2 separate regions of the Homo sapiens genome follow, and region 2 is linked to region 1. A link is a contact called in ENCODE Hi-C or POLR2A ChIA-PET data. All regions are on one chromosome and are shown on one strand. The core of a region is the stretch at or near the end of the contact, and the rest is flanking DNA. Distances in the headings are between cores, read along the strand shown. Region 1 overlaps BACH2 (BACH transcriptional regulator 2). Region 2 overlaps BACH2 (BACH transcriptional regulator 2).

Evidence for each region. Hi-C counts contacts between places; a loop is a spot of excess contacts on that map. ChIA-PET counts read pairs that join two places held with the same protein, here RNA polymerase II (POLR2A). Pooled maps may share reads with other maps.
Region 2: a pooled map shows a loop between it and region 1 (2.7-fold over the local background). The contact joins two enhancer-like sites. A Hi-C loop is called at or near these places in 1 of 50 pooled maps. POLR2A ChIA-PET finds 5 or more read pairs at or near these places in 4 of 52 experiments (H1, activated CD8-positive, alpha-beta T cell, activated CD8-positive, alpha-beta memory T cell and 1 more).

What each region holds. Positions count from the first base shown.
Region 1 is chr6:90,120,035-90,123,719 of GRCh38, forward strand. The region is part of intron 4 of BACH2 (BACH transcriptional regulator 2); the gene reads right to left. Among named protein-coding and RNA genes, the nearest start is that of BACH2, 170 kb to the right of the region's middle. Within about 2 kb of position 2,062, at least 5 of the 41 ENCODE cell types and tissues checked have a DNase peak (open chromatin) inside an H3K27ac peak, as active enhancers do.
Region 2 is chr6:90,007,730-90,011,414 of GRCh38, forward strand. It overlaps BACH2 (BACH transcriptional regulator 2), which reads right to left. Exons shown (of 9, transcript NM_021813.4): 6 at 873-1,127. The coding sequence starts at 1,115. Among named protein-coding and RNA genes, the nearest start is that of GJA10, 120 kb to the left of the region's middle. Within about 2 kb of position 1,587, at least 2 of the 41 ENCODE cell types and tissues checked have a DNase peak (open chromatin) inside an H3K27ac peak, as active enhancers do.

The DNA of each region.
Region 1 (3,685 bases), core at 812-3,311:
CTTTAGCTCTTGCTAGCAGTGTGACTGGTCTCATTCATTCATTCATCTATTCATGCCAGCTGCTGGGGACATCAATGAACAAGACAGACATATCACATATCACATATCACAAAGCTTATTCATTAAGGCCTCACCAGCACCCTAAAAATGGGGAGAGGACCGTAGAGTTGAGAAGAAGTTTAAATCAAACATCATAGGAAGAGGTCCATGATGGTCACCACTCTCATGGGATGAAATGTCTTTGGCTTCGTTTCTTTATTCATAGAACATGAGTACAACACCTGCTTTCTCTATTTCAGCAGGTACCAAACTCTGTGGGCATTTAACAATGTGTTAAACAAATTTGAAATAAAAAACCCTACTTTATTAAAATAAACCATTAGGAAAATCAAATAAGTACAAGGTTATCAGAGCAAAGCTTGCCTAGTTCACAAACATCTTCATGGATATGTTTAATGGCCCTTCAGAGGAAGCCAAATATTTGCATAACCATAAGCCTCCTTCAAATATCTTGAGACTTGTCATGATCTTAATTTGCCAAAGTGGGTCCCTATCTATGTTTGGCAGAACCGTTCAAATCATCTGAAAGCTACCTGCTTTTTGAACGGGTTTTTACTGATGAATTTTTGGGAGGAGTTCAGAACCTATCCAATAGAAAGTCTTTTAACCAATGGGCCCTAATCAACTGGATGGATCAATCAGCATTCTCCATCCCCTGTATAAAATATACTGACCAATACTGTGGTCAAACGAATACTGAATGTTCTCTCTCGAACTCTGGAGCACATCAGCTCTCTCTGCATAAACTGTTAATGTCAGCTATACTTGCTTTGTAATTACAGAAATTAAATATTATGTTGGCCCATAAAATATGAGTGTGAAAATAGTTATTTGTATGAAAATTTAGTAAAATTAAAGAAATGAAAGTAAGTCACTAGAGGAAATCTGCCATTGAATTAGATATGATTGAGACAACTGTGAAAGATTGGGGAAATAATAAAAATTTAAAATGACTTTGCAGTCAGACTGTGTTGCAAGTGTCTTAAAAAATTCCTCACTTAAAGAGACTGAAAATGGAAATCATGCAATAATGTGCATGAAAGATTACATGAAGTTCCAATCAGCAGACCCAAACTCGAAGAAAAGGCCTCGAGCCCACATCAAAAGATTGGCAAATAACTGTTCATTTGCAACTTTAGGTTAAATACATGATTTAGGCTATGTAGTATCTTTTTAAAAAATGATTCACTGTTTAATTGATTTTTCAACTAATGAGAAAACACCCAGTCAGGTTAGCTAAGAGGGCTCTGACTCTGTAACCAGCCTGGAACCCTGGGAAGCTCTAGGTAGATAGGGTTCCTTCTTGTTGTTTTTTCTGATTTTTAAAATTTTCTAACTTTTCTTAACGGTTATTATTTGCTTATTTAAATAAAAACTATTTTAATAAAAAGATATATATCTAAATTTCAGCTATCTTGGAGCAAAAAGCCTTTGCATTTTATTAATTAATTAATTAATTTATTTTGAGACGAGTCTTACTCTGTTGTGCCCAGGCTGGAGTGCAGTGGCACAATCTTGGCTCACTGCAACCTCCACCTTCCGGGCTCAAGCAATTCTCCTGCCTCAGCCTCCCGAGTAGCTGGGATCTTACAGGCGTCCACCACCATACCCAGCTAATTTTTTGTATTTTTAGTAGAGATGGGGTTTCACCATGTTGGTCAGGCTGGTCTCGAACTCCTGACCTCAGGTAATTCGCCCACCTCGGCCTCCCAAAGTGCTGGGATTACATGTGTGAGCCACCGTGCCCGGCCACCTTTGCATATTTTAAACAAAGAAAAAAAGAGGCCAAATATTTTTACTCATGTGTTGCTTAAATGTTTAGTGATTCTGCCTTTTGCCCCCCATTTCTGGTGTGAGGCTACCTATCTATTGGTAAGACTGTTTTAACTGCAGTTCAATGAATATGACCCTTCCAAGTAAGAAAGGCTGAACCTTTCCAGCTGTAAAGGTTGATTCTGGGGCAGCAGAACCCTACCATGTGTGACAAGGTTTCCTTTTACTAATCTGGTTCTCCTCCTGTATATTTTGGGAAATGACACACGTCCAGGCAAAGCACACCATGGGCCAAATGCACATCCTCTCTGCCCTTAAGGGGCCATGACTCAAAGCACTTCACTGGGGATGCCCAGGGGTTGTGCATGACCAGACATCGGCAAAGTATTTTTGAGAAACCTCCTCCTCAACTAAAAATACCCACTGTGAGAAATCTGTAGCGTGAAGCAAGGATCGAGTCAGTACAACACAAAAAAAGAGACAGGCTTGTGGCAGTCTCAGAATCAAACCCAGTTCGCCCTCCCTTACCAGAACAACAAGAACAATCAAAAAAAAGGTTTACAGGAAAGGACTTCTTGAAGGCAGTAAGATGGGATACATGGCCACACTCATTTTAGTCTTGTCTTTTCTCTTTCTCCTTGAGGGCTGGGATGGGGAAAGTGGCCCCAAATCTGCTCAAAGTCCAACTGAACACAATCAATAATAGACTTACTATGACATTTTAAAAAAATTTCTACTGAGACATTAGTTTTATTCCTCAGTAAACACCTCCCTGATTTCTGCATCCCAGGAGAGCCTGGGCAAAGAAGAGCACAGGCAAGAAGTGTGAATGTGTTCAGAGAAAGTGTTGGCGAGGCCTGGCTCTCCCAGCCCCTCTGATGGCTGAGAAAACTGCTTGACAAGAGGGAGACCCACCAGGACAGAAGCCTGAGCTTCACAGGGCAGACACATTGCTAGTGTAGCTACTGACTGCCCATGGCAATGGTTCTATTTTTTTCATGGGAGACCTTCCTATAGTTACACATAAAAAAGAGACATAAAACCGGAGAACTTAACGGCAGAGAAAAGTAAAATGGTAAATCTAGAATGTTTTGCTTAACTTCAAAACTGTTGTTGAATAGTTTAGAAGGAGTAGGGGGTTGAATTGAGGTCCCCAACAATACAGGTGTCCTAACTTCTAGAACCTGGAAATGAAACTTTATGTTGGAAAAGGACCTTCGCAGATGTAATTAAGTTGAGAATCTCGAGATGAAATCATCCTGGATTACCTGAGTAGGCCCTAAATCCAAGGGGAGGTGTCCTTAGAAGACACAGAAGAGAAGACAGAGGAGAAGGCCAAGAGAAGAGAAGAAGACAGAAGTGGAGGCAGAGATTGGAGTCATTTAGCCATGAGCTGAGGAACACCTGGAGCCTCCCCAGAAGCTGGGACAGGCAAGGGATGATTCTGCCCTGAAGCCTTTGGAGGAAGTGTGGCCCTGAAACACCTTGATTTTGGACTTCAGGCCACCAGAACTGTGAGAGAATAAACATTGTTTTAAATTGTCCAGTTTGTGATAATTTGTTAAGCAGACCTAGGACACTAACACTGAAGGCTAGGACAGCTTATAAGAAGACCGGTGGGGGCCGGGCGCGGTGGCTCACGCCTGTAATCCCAGCACTTTGGGAGGCCGAGGCGGGCGGATCACGAGGTCAGGAGATCGAGACCATCCCAGCTAAAACGGTGAAACCCCGTCTCTACTAAAAATACATAAAATTAGCCGGGCGTAGTGGCGGGCGCCTGTAGTCCCAGCTACTTGGGAGGCTGAGGCAGGAGAATGGCGTGAACCCGGGAGGCGGAGCTTGCAGTGAGCCG
Region 2 (3,685 bases), core at 337-2,836, 110 kb before region 1:
AAACTATGGATGTGAGTTGTACTCCTGGGAGTTACAAAGTACAAAGCTTGTGTAACTGTTGGTGGTGGCCCAAGAGATGCACACCGCGCTGGTGGTACACAGGGAATGATTCTGCCCGAACACAAAGTATTATCCTTAGTCCCATAGGAATGACGGAAGTCAGGATGATGAACCAAGAGGTAGTGTATATATGGTTCAAAGGATGACCATTTAATGGTTTGCCATTGTGAAGCCCATCTTTTGGGGTCCTACAACTTAAACCATCCAATTAAATGTCATCTCTGGACAGACCAGGTCCAGCTACTAGTGTTCCCAAAGTGCCAAAATAACCGTATTCACTGATGTGATTAAGAAACCTGAGTGGGCTGTTTTCAACAACGGTGAGAAAAGCAAGTTTACACTTCTTAGAATCTTACTGAATTAATGGTGAAAATTACTAGTTGCTTTTATTTTTCCCCCAAGCAAAGAAGGTGCTGTGAATGCTTTCGATCTTTTACTCTCAAGGGAAATCTAGTGATCCTTACACCATCTGAAAGACAGAAATCATAGCAATGATTCAGATCCCACATCTAGGACTGTGCCAAACTTAGGCTGAACCACTCAAAACCTGAAGGGTAAGTGAACTAGAAACTACAAGTGACTGAGCCACAGGTGAGGTTCAGTTCCCTTCAAGAAAGATATTCACATTCTGTGCCTCTGAGACTTTAAGTGTATCAAATAGAAACTGACTATGCCACAGACCTAACATGTGACTTGGACATCAACTCCTGAGTGGGGACATGGCACCTAGTACATCTTCTAGCTCCTAGTCAGCCAGTTTTCTGTAAGTCAATAAACATTCATTAACAATCACACAAACCAAATTACTGTACCTCCTCAGGCAAGCTGACCACCAAATCATTTTTTGTCTGTCCAACCAGCGCCTGCCAAAAATATTCACTGCATGCGGCCAGCACAGCCCGGTGGGCCCGGAACTCCTTCCTCTCCACGATCAAAGTCACGTCACAGAGAATATCCTTTTTCCGCTGGTCATTGAGGCCCAGGAGGATGTTGGTGCAGTGGACTGTGGACTCATACACATACATGGGGGAGTCAGGCTTCTCATCCACAGACATGCCGTTCACACCCTGAAAGAAAGAAAGAAACAAAGAAAGAAAGAAAGAAAGGCTGAGTCACCACAGCTGTAGGATCAGAGAGAGGAGGTGAGAAAGAACATCATGGTTCCTGTGTCCCACTGCCATGAGCATGGCAGGAAGGAGGGGAATTACCAATCAGCATATTTGTGCTTACTCTGTACAATGAGCTCAGGAAACATATCTGTAAAGTCAAGTTCCACAGCTGACTTTTATGCTTCCTACTTACCGCATTCTTTTACCCCATGGTAACAAAGCCAGATCTTTTAATAGAACATTTAAAACATTTAAAACACATTGGTATTTTAAAACTTGGTGGTTCTGATTTTGTTAGTAGGCTGAAAAAGAAATTTCACATGTAAATAGCCTCTATGCAAGGACTAACTTAGATTTGTGTGAAGAGGAAATGAATCATTTTGAAGTATTTGTAATGTTGTCTTGATGAAGTATATGTAAGTTCCTAAGGTGAAATTTGGCTGAGATGCCAAGTAGAGTAAACATCAAATCACAATACATATTTAACAAGTGAACCAAACTGTCTGCACACTGAAGACTCAGTAGAGTCAGCTATTGCATCTGCCCTCTGCCACTTCAAGGCAAAGCACAATTGCCATAATGCAATAGTTGCTCAGCTCTTAGAAAGATGTGGAATTGTGCTGTCGTTATCCCAGCTGAATTGATGTACATCCCCTTTAAGGAAACACAATATATCACAATAGCAGTCATGAAAAAAGATGCATTCAACAGTCAAGATTACTTTTACAAAAGGTTCTTTGCTTTAAAAAATATCCATTGAAATATTTCTTTTTCTTTTTTTTGAGAGGGAGTTTTGTTCTTGTCGCCCAGGCTGAAGTGCAATGGTGCGATTCTCAGCTCACTGCAACCTCCACCTCCTGGGTTCAAGTGATTCTCCTGCCTCCGCTTCCCAAGTAGCTGGGATTACAGGCATGTGCCACCGTGCCTAACTAATTTTTGTATTTTTAGTACAGACGGGATTTCACCATCTTGGCCAGGCTGGTTTTGAACTCCTGACCTCAGGTGATCCACCCGCCTCGGCCTCCCAAAGTGCTGGGATTACAGGCGTGAGCCACTGTGCCTGGCCCCGCTGAGGTATTTTAAAATACAGTATCTGTAATTAATTTATATAGTTACATAGTTTTTCTGTAATGTTTGCTAGAGTAGTAAGAATTCCAGTAGCGAGTCCTACTTTCTTTTTGGCTTTCTTATTTTTTTAAAACAGCTTTAACATACAATAAACTGTACATATTTATAGTGAGCAATTTGATGTTTTGATTGTGTATGTAACTGTGAAACCATCATCACAATAAAGATAGTAAACAAATCCATCATCACCAAAAGTCTCCTTAAGGCCCTTGTAATAATTTTTCCCTTGTACCTCTCTGTACCCCACCGCTACAACGACTGATCAGCTTTCTGACATTCTATATTAGCTTGCATTTTCTAGAGTTTCATATAAATGGAATCATAAACTACATATTCTTTTATATCTGGCTTCTTCTATTCAGCATAATTATTTCACCATTCATCCATGTTGCTGCATATATCAAGTTTGTTCCTTTATTACTTAGCATCCTATTGTATAAATATAGCGTAACTTTTTTTTTATCCATTCATCTATTAGTGGATATTTGGGTTGTTTCCAGTATTTATTTACAAATAAAGCTGCTGTGAACATTCACATACAATTCTTTGGATGGACATATGCTTTCACTTCTCTTGGGTAAATACCTGTGAGTAGAATGTATTATATGGTATGTGTAAGCATAACTTTTAAAGAGTCTGCCACTGTTTTCTAAAGTGGCTGTAACATTTTACATTTCCACCAGCAGTGTATGAGTTCCAGTTCCTTCACATCCTTGCCAACATTTGGTATGGTCACTCTTTCTAGTTTTGGACATTGTAATAGGTCTATCATATTTCTTTTTGGGTTTAATTTGCTTTCTCTAATGCCTGAAGTTGTTGAGAATCTTCCATGTGTTTATTTGACCTCTGTATATTTTCTTTGAAGAAATGTCTATTTAGATTCTTTGCCCATTTTTAATTGGGTTGTTTTCTTATTTTTCAGTTTTAAGAGTTCTTCATATATTCTGAATAAAAGTCCTTTATCAGATACATGACTTGTAAAAATTTTTTCCCAGTCTGTAGCTTGTCTTTTGATTCTCTTAAAAGTGTCTTTCAAGGAACAGAAAGTCTTTATTTGATGAAGCCAAAAAACCATCTTGGTGTCACATCTAAAAAACTAAACCAAGGTCATAAAGATTTTCTCTTGTTTTCTGCTAGAAGTGTTATTTTTTTAGCCCTTACATTTAGGTCTATGGCCCATTTTGAGTTAATTTTTGTGTAGGTAACAGGTATGGATTGAGGTTCTTTTTTTCCTTTTGCATAGGAATATCCAATCATTCCCGCAGCATTGTTAAAAATACTCTTTTCTCTCCTGAATTACCTTTGTATTTTTACTGAAAATCAGTTGTTTTTACATGTATGAATCTATTTATGGACTCTGTCTTTTACTATTTTTATGTTTGTCTACT